Linked DNA regions of Homo sapiens: region 2 is linked to region 1. A link is a loop called in an ENCODE intact Hi-C map of the cell type or tissue named here. Cell type or tissue: heart right ventricle. All regions are shown on one strand.

What was found. A loop is a pair of places that touch in the nucleus more often than their neighbours do. Peaks named below come from ENCODE experiments on the same cell type or tissue, not always from the same donor. Only the 100,000 strongest peaks of a DNase experiment are listed, where the experiment ranks them.
Region 2: it touches region 1 in a loop (2.8-fold over the local background); 8 of 110 quality-filtered maps call a loop at or near these places.

The regions. Positions count from the first base shown.
Region 1 is chr7:123,671,126-123,679,125 of GRCh38, forward strand. No RefSeq gene overlaps it. Among named protein-coding and RNA genes, the nearest start is that of LMOD2, 19 kb to the left of the region's middle. In heart right ventricle, no CTCF peak of the experiment used is centred here; no DNase peak of the experiment used is centred here; H3K27ac peaks cover 3,557 bases.
Region 2 is chr7:123,490,359-123,498,358 of GRCh38, forward strand. IQUB (IQ motif and ubiquitin domain containing) reads right to left here. Exons shown (of 13, transcript NM_178827.5): 7 at 6,338-6,548. Among named protein-coding and RNA genes, the nearest start is that of IQUB, 40 kb to the right of the region's middle. In heart right ventricle, CTCF peaks have their summits at 4,031 (motif pointing right) and 4,231; no DNase peak of the experiment used is centred here.

The DNA.
Region 1 (8,000 bases):
AAAATTCGACTCCGATCACATCAGTCACCTGCTTAAAATTCTTTAATAGTAACCCATATTCTACAGAATAAAGTTCATATTCTTTAGCATGGTAAATATGATTCTTACCATTTTTCTGCCTCATCTTCCAATGCTTGTCCTCAGGTACCCTGTGCTTAAGCCATATTGAGTGACTTGTAGTTCACTGAATGAGTGATGGCCCCTCTTGACACACATCTTTACTTATATCATCTACCTGTTTGGAATTCACTTTTCACTCTCTACATCTGGTTAATACCTACTCATCTTCCAAAAAACACTTTGAAAGATGAGTATCCTATTGACCTAAGGAGATGGGGAAAAAGGCACGATTCAAAAGAGCCTTTGCTCTTCTCCACACTCTCCCTTAGGTGACCTTATCCAGGTCTCTATCTTGAAATACCATCATACCACATGACCCCCAAGTCTTTACTCCAGCACAAAATCTACCCCTACAATTCTAAACCCACACACCCAAATGGAAAAGCACCTCAGACACAATATATTTAAAATTGAACTCCTCCTCTTCTTCCAAAACCTTCTGCTATATCCCACAGTCCTGCATATCACTCACTGGACAGTCTTCTCTATCCCTATCCCTCCTGTCTTCCCACTGGACAGTTACCTGTCTTTGATTTCCACACACTCAGCATTGATGAGGAGTTTTAACAGAGCGCTTGCCACATGAGCTGTTTAGGGACAGTAGCCATGTCTGATCTCGTTAGTGCTCCAGGGCCAAATACATTTAATAAATGTTTGTTGAATAAATGAATGACTCCAAGAAAATGCACACCACTCACATGGTGGTTTTTATGATAATGGGATTTTGTATTTCTGATATTGTACAATGGCTACAATTTGCCTGATAGAAAATGCCTCTGGTTCATTCAACACCTTTAGTCAGCATGAAACTTGGCTCTTGCTCCTCAAACACCATACCAGCTTCCCCACCTTCTTGGTTTTGTTCACAGGGTCTCTTCAGTTCAGAATTTTCTTTTTAACATCTCCTTGGGTCAATAAGCTACTCATCTTTCAAGATTCACTCTTATAAAATTTACCTGTTCCATTCTTCCCTCTGAGTCTTCTTTATCCTTCCCTCAAACTTTTCTTTTGGTACCTACTATATTTTGCATTGCATTATACTATTTGTAGACGTGTCTTTTTTTTTTTTTTAAAGACTGAGTTTCGCTCTTGTTGCCTAGGCTGGAGTGCAATGGTGCAATCTTGGCTCACCACAACCTCCACCTCCCGGGTTCAAGCGATTCTCCTGCCTCAGCCTCCCGAGTAGCTGGGATTACAGGCATGTGCCACCACACTCAGCTAATTTTGTATTTTTTAAGTAGAGACAGGGTTTCTCCATGTTGGTCAGGCTGTTCTCGAACTCCTGACCTCAGGTGATACACCTGCCTCAGCCTCCCAAAGTGCTGGGATTACAGGCATGAGCCACTGCACCCGGCCACATGTCTTATCTTCCTACTATCCTACTGGATTGATATCCTGGGAATCAGGCACTATATCTTATGTTCGTGTCTTGAAACAGCAAGGTCTCAATACATATATTTGATTAGATGGAGATAATTAGCTACTCAACAATAGTGAAGTGACATCATGACAGTACCCTCTCACCACTCCTCCAGTGTGGTCAACAGTGGTATGGGATGCTTTTCCATTGTGCAATTACTAGATATTACATGAACAGTGCTGCTCAGCTATAAAGAAAATCCCAATCAGTCATCCCTTTTGGAACTTCATGATTGAAAATATTTTACTGTTGAAAACCACACAATTAGATGACATGTTGACATACTAAAATGTTTCCAAGCCAAAAAAGGAGGATAGGTGTTAAGTATTTTACCCTCAAACACTTTTAGTATATTACTGGACTCTGCGGTAACATGGTAAGTGCCCAAAGTGAACTCCTAGAATTGCTGTATTCCATGGCTTCTACCTTTTGAAGAAAGATACTGAGATCTATAGATCAATCTATGGATCAGTGGTGGGCAAGCCAGATAGAAACGCCCAAGTCAGAAAACCAACAGCCCACGTGGATGGTCAGATGTGGGTGGACATGCAATCAGCAAAGAGCAATTCTTGTTAGGCAGGACAGTCATTACCACCTGGCCCTTGTCGTAGTGGTGGTGATGGAGGTGGGTGGATGTGTGGGACATGTACCCATGGGGTCCAACCAGAGCAAGAAGTGACCCAGACTCTGGCAATGGGGCATAAGGCACTTGACTACCACCCTTGACAGGGCAGGACTAGGGCAAGGGAAGCTATACTGCAGATCTGAACTAAAGTACAGGCAGGGAGCTAAAGGAGTGGCTCAGAGGGGATGGTTGGAGTCCAGGAACAAGAGTACTAGTCACTGGTCCTGTTTGAACAGTTCAAAAGAAAATGGCCTAGAGCTCCTTATAGAAACAAGGCTCTCCCCAGTAGAGGTAGAGGGATTGGAAAATGATGCAACAGGAAAGGAACGTATCGAAGTCTTGTCTTGTGTGTAACAAATCACTTGTCTTCAATTTTGCTTTTACTTACAAATACTTATTTTGAATGCAAAATTTTTACATTGATCAAAAAGGATTGTGGTTGAGAAATGAGGTTCTAGAGGCAAGACTGGCCCCAAAAGTCTAGGACAGGGCAGGATCTATGCATGGAGGCTAAAGGGCTCCAAGGAGCATGTCACTAAAGAGCCGCCAACGTAGGCATTTCACTCTACCATCTCACTCTAACACTGGCACATTTTAGGGCCAGAGTTCTAAGAATATCTACATTCACTTGTGCTGACCCTCCTCCCTCAAAGACTCCACCCCTTTTCTATGTGAGATCTGGCGGCAGAGGTCAGGCTGTGTAGTCAGGAATTGCTGTGCAGGCTTCAGTTGGGAGGGTGTTTGGGAAAGTTAAGGGTTGACAACTGGAAAATGCAAGTCTGGTTTCTCTAAATAAACTATTCAGAGGTGAAATTATAATCTTTAAAACCTTAACTCTTTCAGTTCATTAGACAAATTTGCAATCTAAAGCTGAGGGTTTCATTTAGATATATCTGTTTGTACACTGACAATGCTGCATGAATTTTCAGATGACTAATCACTTGTTCCAGATTGAAACACTGTGTGATTAGCTGTATAGCCTTTAGAACAAGTTAAACAGTTTGTTAGCAACACAACTTTTTTTTAAGCCATATATTTAGAATGTTTTAAAAATTAGGCATGTTATTGAAATGTATACCAATCTTCTCACATCAAAAACTGTAGTCACTAGCACTAACTGCTAAATGTCTCTTTCTCCCTAAATAGAATCTCAGAAGATCCACTAATCACTGTTACATAAACACAAAAACAAATGATCTAAAGTCACTCTCAGGTTACAGTTTGCAAGTTGTCCTTCCTGAATTTATCGTGAAATAATTCCCTGTCAAGCTGGGGGTGGGTTGGTGGCAGCACCCAGATTAAACCAATACATTCCTGTGAACAAATTATCCAACAAATAGCAGCTCAAAGGGATGCTTTACATTGAGGCAAAACTGGAAAAATACAGCTTTTTTTTTTTCTTAAATTACATTTAAGGGGAAGAGTCAGAGGGAAAATATATTGATACCTATTTGTGAATGTCTTTCTAGAAGTTATACTTCAATCTTCTGCAGTTCTTGCTTTTTCAACATGTTAGCAATTGAGAGTTGTGGTGACTATGCAAGAAACCAGCAACAGCTGAAAATATCACATTCAAGAGGAGCAAAGTAACACCAACTTCTTCTCTAAATCCTGCCAAGAATTTCTGGTGACTCTCTGCAGAGACACTCATAGAAAATTTAACAGGAATCTTGACCTGTTAGAACTTGCTCGGATGGATTACAATCCTTTTGCCTCAGAAGCTGTCACTAATAAAAGCTGTTTTTAAAGAAATACAAACTTTTTTTTTTCTTTTAAGCAACAAATCCAAGTTGTTCCTGACCTCCTTAAATTAAAAATCACCATTGGGTTCATTCAAAAGTATAAAATAAATATGAAATACTTAAGAAGACACATTGGCAGAGATTACTCTAAATTCACAAAGAAAACTCTGAGGTAATGCCAAATAAACTGTTATGTAATCATTTATTAAGCATGTGGGATTACTCAAACATACCAGTTACCTAATCTTTCAAGTGGAAAAAATATTTCATTGGTGGTGAAGTAGGGAATGGGGATCAGGGATGAGCAAACCAGATAAAATATTTTAAAAATTCTATTCATGTACTCCAAAAATCTGGGGCTGTTCTAATCTTAAAACTTGCCTCAGTGGCTGCTGGTTTAGTTGCATGATTATAATGTATTTTCCTTTCTGTTGCATATTTTTTTTTAAATCAGAGTGTGACAGCATTTTTCTTTGGGTCTTTGCATGTGCATAAGCAGAAAAATCCCAAGCCCTCCACATTTGAAGTAGATATTGGAATAACCATTTTATTTCTGCATCCAAACCATCTCTGGTGTCTTAATGCTACCTGGTAGGCAGGGTACTATAGTGGTGAAGGGTTTGTATTAAGACAGACTTTATTTTGAAGCCCAGCTCTGACATTTACTAGCTACTTAAATTTGTGCAAATTATTTAATCTAAGTTTCATTTGCTTTGGCTGAAATATTGTGATATCTTGCTCATATAAACCATTTCACATAGCGTGCAACACTTAATAAGTGTTCAATAAATACTAGTTAGTATTATGAGAATTCTTTTCAACATGATTTTCCTCAAAGGAAAAACATTTTGGTGATGAAGGTCTGGGAATGGGGTGAGTACAGCCATGGGACTTTTGGAAGTCCCTCTAAATGGCTTCATCACCGTCATGAAAAAGTAGTCCAGTTTGAAACTAGGTGAGAGCCCACATACCATCACTTCTGTAGAAAGGAGACAGGGCCAGAAGATGCCACCCTCAGGAAGTCAGAGAGCAGTCTACACTGGGAAATGCAAACTAAGTGGCTCAACTGTGCCCTCTGGAAACTGTATTTTAGAAAAATATCACTATGGACTGATACACATATTGCCACTGCAAAGTAGGATGAATATTTGAAGGTGTTCTTGTTACTACTAACAAGAAGTCCATGAAAGTTTCACTGTGCACCCATCCTCCAATATCTACTCACTTACAAGTTACAGAACCCATATATGAGAAAGCAAATCCTCCTCTGTGCATTTTATATCCCCCCCATTGCCCTCTTAATACCTGCACCTGAAAACTAGTATTCATTGCTGTAACGGGAGACAGAAGGAGGGAATGGCAGAAACTATAAAACAAAATTGCATTGGATAATTTCTCCGAGTTGTAAGAAGAATGAAGGTTATTACCATAATATTCAGAGAAAAAGTAAAGCAATGCTTTGAAGTAGTAACTGAAGACTGAGAAGCAATGCCATAATTCTCTGAAACCTGTTGTTTCTTCTAGTTGTCTGTTCAACATCATGCAGTTTCTATCTTTTGAGATCCTGCAGGGAAAAAAAATGCCATTGGAAATTTAGGTTTTGAAACCAGTTGAGAAAAAGAGTTTTCTGCATTTTGAATTTTATATAGCATGATTTATGTTCCTCCATAAGAGAGCTGGAACAGCTCTAGCAAGTTGCCTAATCCCACTGCCAAGGTGCATATTTAGTCAGGCCAGTTCTTCCACAAGAAATAGATATTCGTCTAAAATGCCACCTCCACCTACATTTCTCTCAATAGCATGTTGGACACACACTTCTGCATGTCCAAAATTTCATGGTTAATGGTCCCTTTTTCCAATTATAAGAGAACAGATGATTTAGCTTTGACAAAATGATTAAAGGATATGTATTTCCTACATCAGTGACTTAAACTCTCATATTTAGAAATAAATTATGCAGCAATTTGATATGAACCATCCTGCATAAAACAGCCTGTAGTCACCAAATCTTTCAACTAGCCTGTTTTCACCACTGAACCATTATCAGTCTTGTAGGTAAGAATTACAAATATGAATCTCCTCCTTACCCTTTTGTTTCACCAACATTTTCCCATTAGATTAGATGCTGAGTGCAGTCATGTAAACCTCCCAAGAATCATGACCTACGGATAAAAAGCTACTTCTCGACCTAAGTGGAGTCAGCCACAGAATAATTTATGCACTAGTTCCTTCTCCTTGTACTTAGCAAGTTGTTTTAAATTTCCACAGGTCATGGTGGTTCTATAAATATTTTATATACATCAATATACATAAATGTTCTTGCCCATGCATACTAAGGCAATCTCTAAATAACATCAAGTAGCTCCAAGACTGGCCTCTCCAGTGACCTGCTAAAGCAGGCTTTGTGTTTTTGCACATTTGGAAGTGGCCTCAGCTGTTGGTACACCCACACACACACACAACCAGTGTATCTCCAATAGTGTGTCAAACTTTTCCAGCTGTCCTTTACTTGTCCACCAATGCATGCCTTTTGCCATTCTTTCACAATTGGTCATGTGCACAATTTCTATCCCAAATCCTACTGTGTCATGTGCACTATTTGTATCCTAAATCCTACTTAATATACTATAAAAACTTGCTAAGGAAGTGACAGAAAAAAAAAATAAGCCTGACTTCTCAATGGGACTTAGCATTATATGGTCACATGAATTTCCTGTATTACCCTGATCTTAGAGATGTATTAGTACATAGATTTGTTTTATTCTGGGGTCTATTTCCAACTTACAGTAATGATAATCATTTAAAATAGTTTGTTTCAGTATAGGACATTAGAGTAATACTTGCATTCAAGTGCATTTATCCATTGACTCTGAAAATAAATCATACTTCTGGAAATTTCTGAAGACTCAGGAATATTAATTAGGAAAACATTTCCTTACATTTCTGTTCTTTCTTGCTTTAGTCACCATTTCCTATTAATATTTAAGAAACTTGTATATTTAAAAGCTTTCTGGGGAAAACCTTCAAAAAAAATTCCTTTACAGTTTTACAATGCCTATCTCTACCCTCAATTTTGTGGAAAATCTTACCAATGTGTAGAGCGATAGTTTTTCACAAGTTGAAAGATACCCCAAAGTTTATTATGTCAAGCAGTTCATATGTAGGATCATTACCACAATCCTAATATCACAAGGCAAGACCAAGATACAAAGATAAGGCTACATTGAAGTGTTAAGCTGCCATGCATTGGAAAGGGCAACTACATTTCTTTTTTCTGTGCATATAAGTTACCCTATCTTTTCCAACAACCTATCAAATACCATTTAACAGTAGCACATAATTAGTGAAGTAGGCTTTGCAAAGTCTTTACAGAATCAAAACTGAACTCAAAGGCACAATCTATTTGTTTTTCCTAAGCTGGTCGAATGATCTTGGTTAGTGATTTAGACAATTTGGAAACAAACAAACAAACAAAAAACACAAGAAAAATACCGTGATTCCCATATCAAATCAGTTTTTTGGCTGTTTTGAGTTTTTGGAAAACAAAGTGATGAAAGTGCTAAAGCAAACAGGGTGCTAAAGGGCTCATGTAGTGTGCGCAGACTACCTCTTTTTGCACAGTCTAACTGGTCTAAACCGTGTCAAGTTAACGCAGTATGTTGGCTATAGAACTTTTGCGTACTGGTGCGGATCTAAAGCAACCATCTGGCTCAGAATCCACTTGAACTTCCTAAACATCTCTGGGCAGCAAGTCCATTATAAGCATGTTCTATAGCATCCAGATATTCAACCATGGCCAAAGAAAGGCCTCTTAAATGGAATCATAAGGCCCATTTACTGGTGGTTTGGTAAGAATGTGGTTGAAATACTAGGGCTATGCTTGTATCTACAGCAAAGTTCAGAAAACTTAAAAAAAAAAAAAAAGAAAAAGAAAAGAAAAAAACCCTTACACTTGAATGGTCAGGTGTAGTTTTGAGCTTTAGCTGACAGAATTAAGAGAAAGTTTGGCCCTTATGCATTCACATCCTTGCTCAATAAACAAACAAAACACAAATGAGTCTCCTCCTCCAGAACTAGTTTTTGTCCCTAAAAA
Region 2 (8,000 bases), 180 kb before region 1:
TTTTTACATCTAATAAGAAAGTTTCACAATACATGAAGCAAAATCTGATAAAATTGAAAAGACAAATAGGAAAATTCACAATTACAGTCTGAGATTTCAATACCCCCTCACAATAACTGATATACAAATAAATGGGAAATTTGTAAAAATAAAGAAAATTTAAACAACATTATCAATTAACTTGATCTAATGGCCATTTATTGATCACTACACCCAACCATAATAGAATGCAAATTCTTCCTACATGCACACAGAATATTCTCCAATGTAATTTGTATTCTAGTTGTTAAAATAAGTATCAATAAATTTAAAAGAACTCAAATTGGCCGGGTGCATTGGCTCACGCCTGTAATCTCAGCACTTTGGAAGGCAGAGGTGGGCAGATCACCTGAGGTCAGGAGTTCATGAGCAGCCTGACCAACATGGAGAAACCCCATCTCTACTAAAAATACAAAATTAGCCGGGTGTGGTGGCAAGTGCCTGTAATCCCAGCTACTCAGGAGGCTGAGGCAGGAGAATCGCTTGAACCCGGGAGTCAGAGGTTGTGGTGAGCCAAGATCATGCCATTGCACTCCAGCCTGGGCAACAAGAGCAAAACACCATCTTGGAAAAAAAAAAAAACAAACAAACCTCAAACCTCAAACCTCAAATTATACAAAATTACATTCTCTCATTACAATAAAATTAGAAATCAATAACAGAAAGATATCTGAAAAATCCCCAACTATTTAGCAATTAAATAACCTACTTCTAAGTATCCCATGGGTCAAGAAATAATCAAAAGGATAATTAGAAAGTATTTTGAACTGAAAGAAAATTTCAACTCAACATATCAAAATGTGAGGATGCAGCTGAAGCAGTACTTAAGGGAAAATTTACAGCACCAAACACCTATAATTAGGAAAGAAGAAAGGTCTCAAATCAAATGACCTCAGCTTCCACCACAGGACTAGAAGAGGAGTAAACTGAACCAAAGGTAAGCATAATGAAGGAAATAAATAACAATAGAAATTAACAAAATGGAACAGAGAAAAAGAACTGGGAAAAATCAGGGGAAGAGTAATAAAACTGATAAATCCCTAGGCAGACTGATCAGGAAAAAAAGAAGGAAACACAAAATTACCAGTATCAGTAATTGAGGTAACATCACTATAGATCCTATAGGTATTAAAAGGATAACATGGAACATTATTAACATCTTTATGCCAATAAATCCAACAACTCAGAAAAAAATTACCAATTCCTTTAAAGACAATAACTATCAAAGCTTACTCAATGATAAATAAGTCACATGAATACCCCTATATTTATTAAAGAATTGAATTTATAGTTTAAACCTTCCCACAAAGAAAATTCCAGACCTAGTTGGTGTCACTGTTGAATTCCTAACATTTTATGAAGAGATCCTACTAATTCTACACGAACTGTTTTAGAAAATTGAAGAGCACAGAGGAGATTAGCATTATCCAAATACTAAAACCAGACAGTAACATAACAAGGAAAAAAAAGTCACAGATCAATATCCCTTAGGAATGTAGATGCAAAAATTCCAAAACAAAATTTTGGCAAATCAAGTCTGACAATACATAAAGACAAGGCATTAACAGGGCCTTTGGGGATGTGATTAGGTAATGAGGGTGGAACCCTCATGAATGGGATTATTGCCCTTATTAAATAGACCCAAGAAAGCTCTTCATCCTTTCTGCTATGTGAGATCACAGTGAGAAGGCACCATCTATGAACCAGGAAACAAACCATCCCCAGACACTGAGTCTGCTGGTGCCCTTGGAGTTCCCAGACTTGAGAACTCTAAAAAATAAATTTCTGTTATTTATATATATGGCATTTTGTTATAGTAGCCTGAATGGACTACGAACTTAACAAAGATACAAAGGCAATGCAATGGAGAAATGACAGTGTTTTCAACAAATGCTAAAGGAACGACTGGATGTTCAAAAGCAAAAAGTTTAAACATTCATCTCAACACATATCTCACATCTCATACAAAATTTATTTCAAACTGGATGTTATACCTAAATTCAAAATATAACACTATAAAACTTCCAGAGCACATAGGAGAAAAGCTGTGTGACCTTAAGTTTGGTGATGAGTTTTTAGGTATAACACCAAAAGCATGATTCACACGAGAAGAAACTAATAGGACTTATTGAAATTAAAAACTTTTGCTCTAAGAAAGACACTGTTAAGAGAATGAAAAGACATGCCAAAGACTGAAAGAATGGAAACCTGCCTGAGCGGGGAAAGGGTAGATCCTCTGAACACACCCTCACCTCTCAGTTCCTTTCCTCACCACTAGCTGCTGTTTCTCTTCTGTACTCCTTTGGGAGATGAGTGAATGAGAAGGGGTAGTTCTTACTCACCCCACTCTCCAGGCCTCTCAGATGATTCAAACTCACCATCCTGAGGATCTTGAGCTGAACCGCAACTCCCCTGGCCCAAGACAGATGTATCTGCACTCTAGGTAGCCACTTAGGGATAATCTAGCTGTTCACTTCAAGCTTCTTTCTGACAAGATCCCTTCACTTCTATAGCTGGTCCTATTAAACAGGACCAAGAGCACCTCAAATTGCCCTGTTGCAGGCTCAATCTCTCTTGTATTCTCTACTGTATAGTCCCCTTTTGATAGAAAACAAAGATACATCTCTGTTTTAAAAATCCTGGGAGTGCTATAAATAATGCGGCAGCACTCTCCAATATCAAAGAAGTCTGAAAGCCCTCCTCTAGTTCTCTAGGTTTCTTTGTTTGGACTCAGACCCCAGTCTACCATCCTGGTCAAGGTTCAGGCAACAATCCTCGTTGTCCCCCAAACACAGGGAACATTTCCAAGCTCACCAGGAATACTCCCTTGAAGCTCCTTTCACTAGGCATTTGGTCAGAAAATAACACAACCTACCCACCCCAACCCCAAAGCATAGCAATGGCTCTCTCCAAAAAAAACCTACCTTACTAACCTCTTCAAATCTCTCCTAGCCCTTCTTATATGTTTTATCTTGCTAAGTGACCCATGAGCCAAGAAATAGGTCCTATTTTACTTGGTTTGTAAATTCTTTATGAGGGAGAGAGAGATTGACTCTCATTGACTCTGGTATCCTGATATCTCACCTATTGGAGCCTCAGTCAAAAATAAGGCAGGGTGATAGCACCCTCCAGAAGGGCTAAAATGAAAAAGACAGAAGCGTCCAATGTTGGAGTGGATGACAGCAATTAAAACTCTGATACTCTTTCATAGGAGTTTAAAATGGTACAACCTCTAAAAAACCATCTGGCAGGATTTGCTAAAGCTGAATTACGTATATCCTATGAACCAGCAATTCCACTGCTAGGTTTACACCCTGAGAGAAATGTGTGTGTATGTGTGTGTGTGTGTGTGTGTGTGTGTGTGTGTGTGTGTGTGTGCATGTGTGTATATATACATATACACAAGTAGTACTACTACAAACATCTTTTGGTGAATATATATACATATACACATATTTGCCAAAAACTAGTTGGGGGGGCAGGGAGGAGGGGTGGGAAGGACCAAATCCACAGTAAAATGGATACATAAGTTATGGCACATCCATGCAATGGCATACAAAGGGCAACTACTCACAACAGCAAGGATCGGTCTCATGACATAATATTGAATTTTGAAAAACAAACAAAAAATTATATTCTGCATAATTCTGCCTATATAAAATTTTTAAATAGACAAAACAACCCCAATTATTCTATTTAGAATATGGGATACTTAGCACCTTTTTTTCCAAGTAATGGCCCTAGTGACAATTCAGAACGATAAAAGAGATCACCCTCAACATACTGCTATAAAAAGACATGAAAATCAAATATTATTGCCTGGAGATAGCCTCCTCTTTGACATATTACCTTATACAGCTAAGTTTATTTTCTTAAATTAATATCATTTTGCTTTTATTACTGAAGAACAGACTACCTCGAGGAAAAGTTAAGTTTCATATTATGAATTATAGCTCAAAGTATACAATTATCATTATGAGCCACAAGAGGGCAGCAGCTCCAAGGAATGGAGTTATGAATATGAAATGAAGAAAATTACAGAAGAGCAATATAAATTATTGAGCTTGTAAACCACAGATTTTTTAACAGAACTTAAAAATTATTATTCCAAGGCTTTTAATTTGGAATTTTAGAACTAGAAAAACCCGAAAGATGTCTCTTTTATATAAGAAACTTCATGGATTTCATTTTCCTCCATATATAAATCATATGTGGACTTATATAAAATATATCTGTTCTACTTTAGTATGAAAATTCTGTATAAAATCATTTGCCATAGAACAATAGCTCGCATATGTATAGGTCCTTGTACTTTTTGAAATACTTTCATAAATGTAATATTTTATACTTTTTACTCTATTAAGCCCTCTGAAGTAGACAGGCCAAAAATTATTAATTCCTTTTGATAGATGAAGAAATCGAGGTTTAGGATAAGTGAGAAACTTGTCCTAATTAACACCACTAATAAGTAGAACAGGCAGAAGCTCATTCAACATATTTTCTATTATTTTGCACAGTTGTCTGTTAACCACACAAAGATAACAATGGTATCCTTTAGTCACATAAGAATTTAGAATATTATTTTAACAGAGCTCTGCTCTAACAGAATGTTAGTTTTAAACTTGTCAATAAGACCTTTCATAGATACCTGGCTAACGATGTTCTCTATTGAAGTACTGACACTTAATAATCTTTGTTATCATCTGACAGAAAAAATGGAAGTAGAAGTGAAGTTTAAAGTAAAATAAGCAGTATTTCCAGAGGACAATGATTAGGATAAAATGGAAAACAGACACACAATTCTAGGGAGCAGGCTTAACAGTTACCTCAAATACTACCATAGTAGTTGTAAATATTTACCATAAGCTATAAATATTCCTAAAGCCACTCAATTTTTACGTTACCAGGAAAATGAATTTATTAATATTGTTTATTAGCCCTAATGTTTAATTATATTATTTTTGGTAAATAGCATATTATCTTATAGCTATAAAAAGACTCAATATCTGATGCTTAAAAATGTAGCCAATTAGAAAGGAAACTGCAACTTGAGGAACAGAACATATAACATCCACAAAAAAAATAGTATGTAATGAAACAAACAAATGGAAGAAAATTTGCTTAGTGTTATAAATAATCAGAGAGAGGTCAAAAATTTATTTCCTTGGACTAAAATATCCCATTCAACTACAAAAGCCAATTGAGGCTATTTCTAGGTTTTAAATTTTTCTGTGTCTTCATAAGGGTCTAATTTCTCCACTCTCAGATATCTGGTGTATTAAGTAACTCTTCTGCTCCAGTTATTTCCACCTTACCAGGTACTGCTGGCAAAGCAGAAGCTAGAGACAGTTGCATTAGTATAACCCTGGATTTCTTCCTTTCATTCATTCATTCATTCATTTTATGAACATTTGTTGGGCATATGAGCTAAGCACAGTAAAAGGCAGCTCATCAAAAAATAAATGAATTATTCCCTCATGGCAGAAATAAATGTTAAACAAAAGATGTATTATTACTAAAGAAATAACTGAGACTGAAAAAAAGATGTAGTATTACCAACTGTGGTGATAAAAATGAAAAGTTTCAGGTGCAATGAGGACCATAAGATGACAAAAGAATATCCAACTTATGTTGTCATTCACAAAAACCTTTAAGCAGGTGACATTTAACCTGAGATCCAAAGGTGGGCAATGGAGAAACACCTCCAAGAAGGGGAATCGTGTATCTACTGCCTGGGTAAAGAGTGCCTGGCTTGTTCAAATAACTGAAACTTTTAATTTATCCATGACTAGCACACACACTGTAGAAGAAATAAGGTATAAAAGTCAAGGTGTAGAGAATATACATTTATATAGTATTATTAATAAGGGGGAATTTTAAAAATATTGCCAAGCCCCTTCTCTAAAGAGCAAAATCAGACAGGATGCTGGATTGAGGGATTAAAGAACAGCTCAACTCTGAGTTCAAAATTCCCAAACCACAAGAAAACTAGATTACACAGTACTTTCTCTCTTTATCTCACATGAATGAGGATCAAATGAAATAATATACTAAAACTGCATAATTCACAAAGCAGTATGTACATTTTAATTGTTAATATAAAAGCATTTCTAATTTCATTTCAGCCTTAATTCTTATTCCAAATATAAAGTGGTATTCATCTTTCAAAATTCTCTACTGCAAATTTCCAAGACATCTCCCTAAAATAATAACACCTTCCTTTTGTCTGCAGTAAATCTGTTTTTCCTATTAATGAAGAATTTAAAAATATTTTTTGCAAAGCCTGTGTCCAACTTACATTCTAATGCATTATAAAGAAATTCAAAATCTTCATTTGTTTTAGGATTATGCCTCCGGTGATAGTCCAATTTTATCCATTCTTCTTTTTCTCTTATCTTCCTTAGTTCTTGCTGTGTTTCCCATTCCAGTCTTAAGCTTTTCTGTCTTCTTAAATTCTCTACGAAGATTTTAGCATGCCATTGCCTGTAGTAAGTCTGTATCACTATCACCTATAGTTAAATTAAAAGGAAATAGAAAGTGCCTATCATCAACTTTTTGATCAGACAATAAAGGCAATGATGATTATTTCAATTCCAATTCCACAACAAAATAACTGAGTCTAGTTTTAGCTCCAAATACATATTTTCACAAACACTAACATAAAAAACATGTATAATGCATGTGACTGCTATTTGACTTTGACATCTCGCAAATATACCTTCCCAGAAGGATGTTTGTACGATCCTTAACAGAATAGACTCTGGAGTAAAACTTAGTTTGAATCTTCCTTCTGCTACTCACTAGTTGTTTGATTGGATAAGTTACTTGCCATCTCTATGCTTTAGTACCCTCATGTGTAAAACAGTGATAATAAGAGTATACATATAAAGTGCTTAACCCAAGCCTGGTACATCATGAGTCCTCAATAAATACTATTATTGTCATACATATTAATTATCTCCATCTTATCTTAAATGCCACTAGCTTAGGCTCATGTTTATAACAAAACTGTGTTTTCCTAAATACACATCAGGTAGGTATGTGTGGAAACCACCAAAGGCAGGTTAGATAAAATGGAGACTGAAGCAAACAAATATTTATTAACTTGTATGAAACATGAATATGTTTGAAAGTACACCATAGTACTAAACCCTCAAAAAGTTTATGATATAGCTGAGAGAGTTTATCATTTTTTTCTGAGAGTTTATAATTTTATTTATTAAACTCATAAATAAAAATAAAATGTGAAGAGGCCGGATCAAGACTGATGATAGAGCTTATGCTGATGCATCCCTTACTCTCATCCTAATGCCTAATAATTGTAGAAAAACTATGTAAAGCAGATATCGACAAAGATACTAGATCAAACTGAAGGGGTCCCCCAAAAGAATAGAAACTTTGAAGAATCCCTTCAACAAAAGAGGCCAGTAGAATTAATTGAAGAAAGAGTCTGTAACCTAATCATGCACTGGAGAAGCAAGTCAGAAAAAACAAGGGGCTCTAGGACTGCTCTAAGCCCAAAACTGATGGATGGTCTGAGCAGAGTGGCCACTAACCAGGTGACTTTAAAAACTGCAAAAGGGATAGGTTCCTCTAAAATAATTAGGCAAGGAGCAACAGAGATATTTGTCCCTAGGCAAGAGTGGTGAGTGTCCCAGAAGGTGACACCCAGGATGAAAAAAAAAAAGCCCCCTATCCAGAAAACTAGGTTTCTCCCATAATCAAGCTTTACATTTCCCCTAAAATCATGGGGTCAGACTGGGTGAACCAATATGCTATTGGCACACTGGACATTAAGAATCTCAAACACATCAGCGGCATCTAGAAAACTATTAGCAATGCAAATTTTCAGGCCCCACCCCAGAGCTATTGATCAGAAACTCCTGGGTAAGCACAGCATTCTATATATTCATGAGCCCTCCAGATGATGCTTATAGTAAAGTTTTAGAACTACTAGAGTA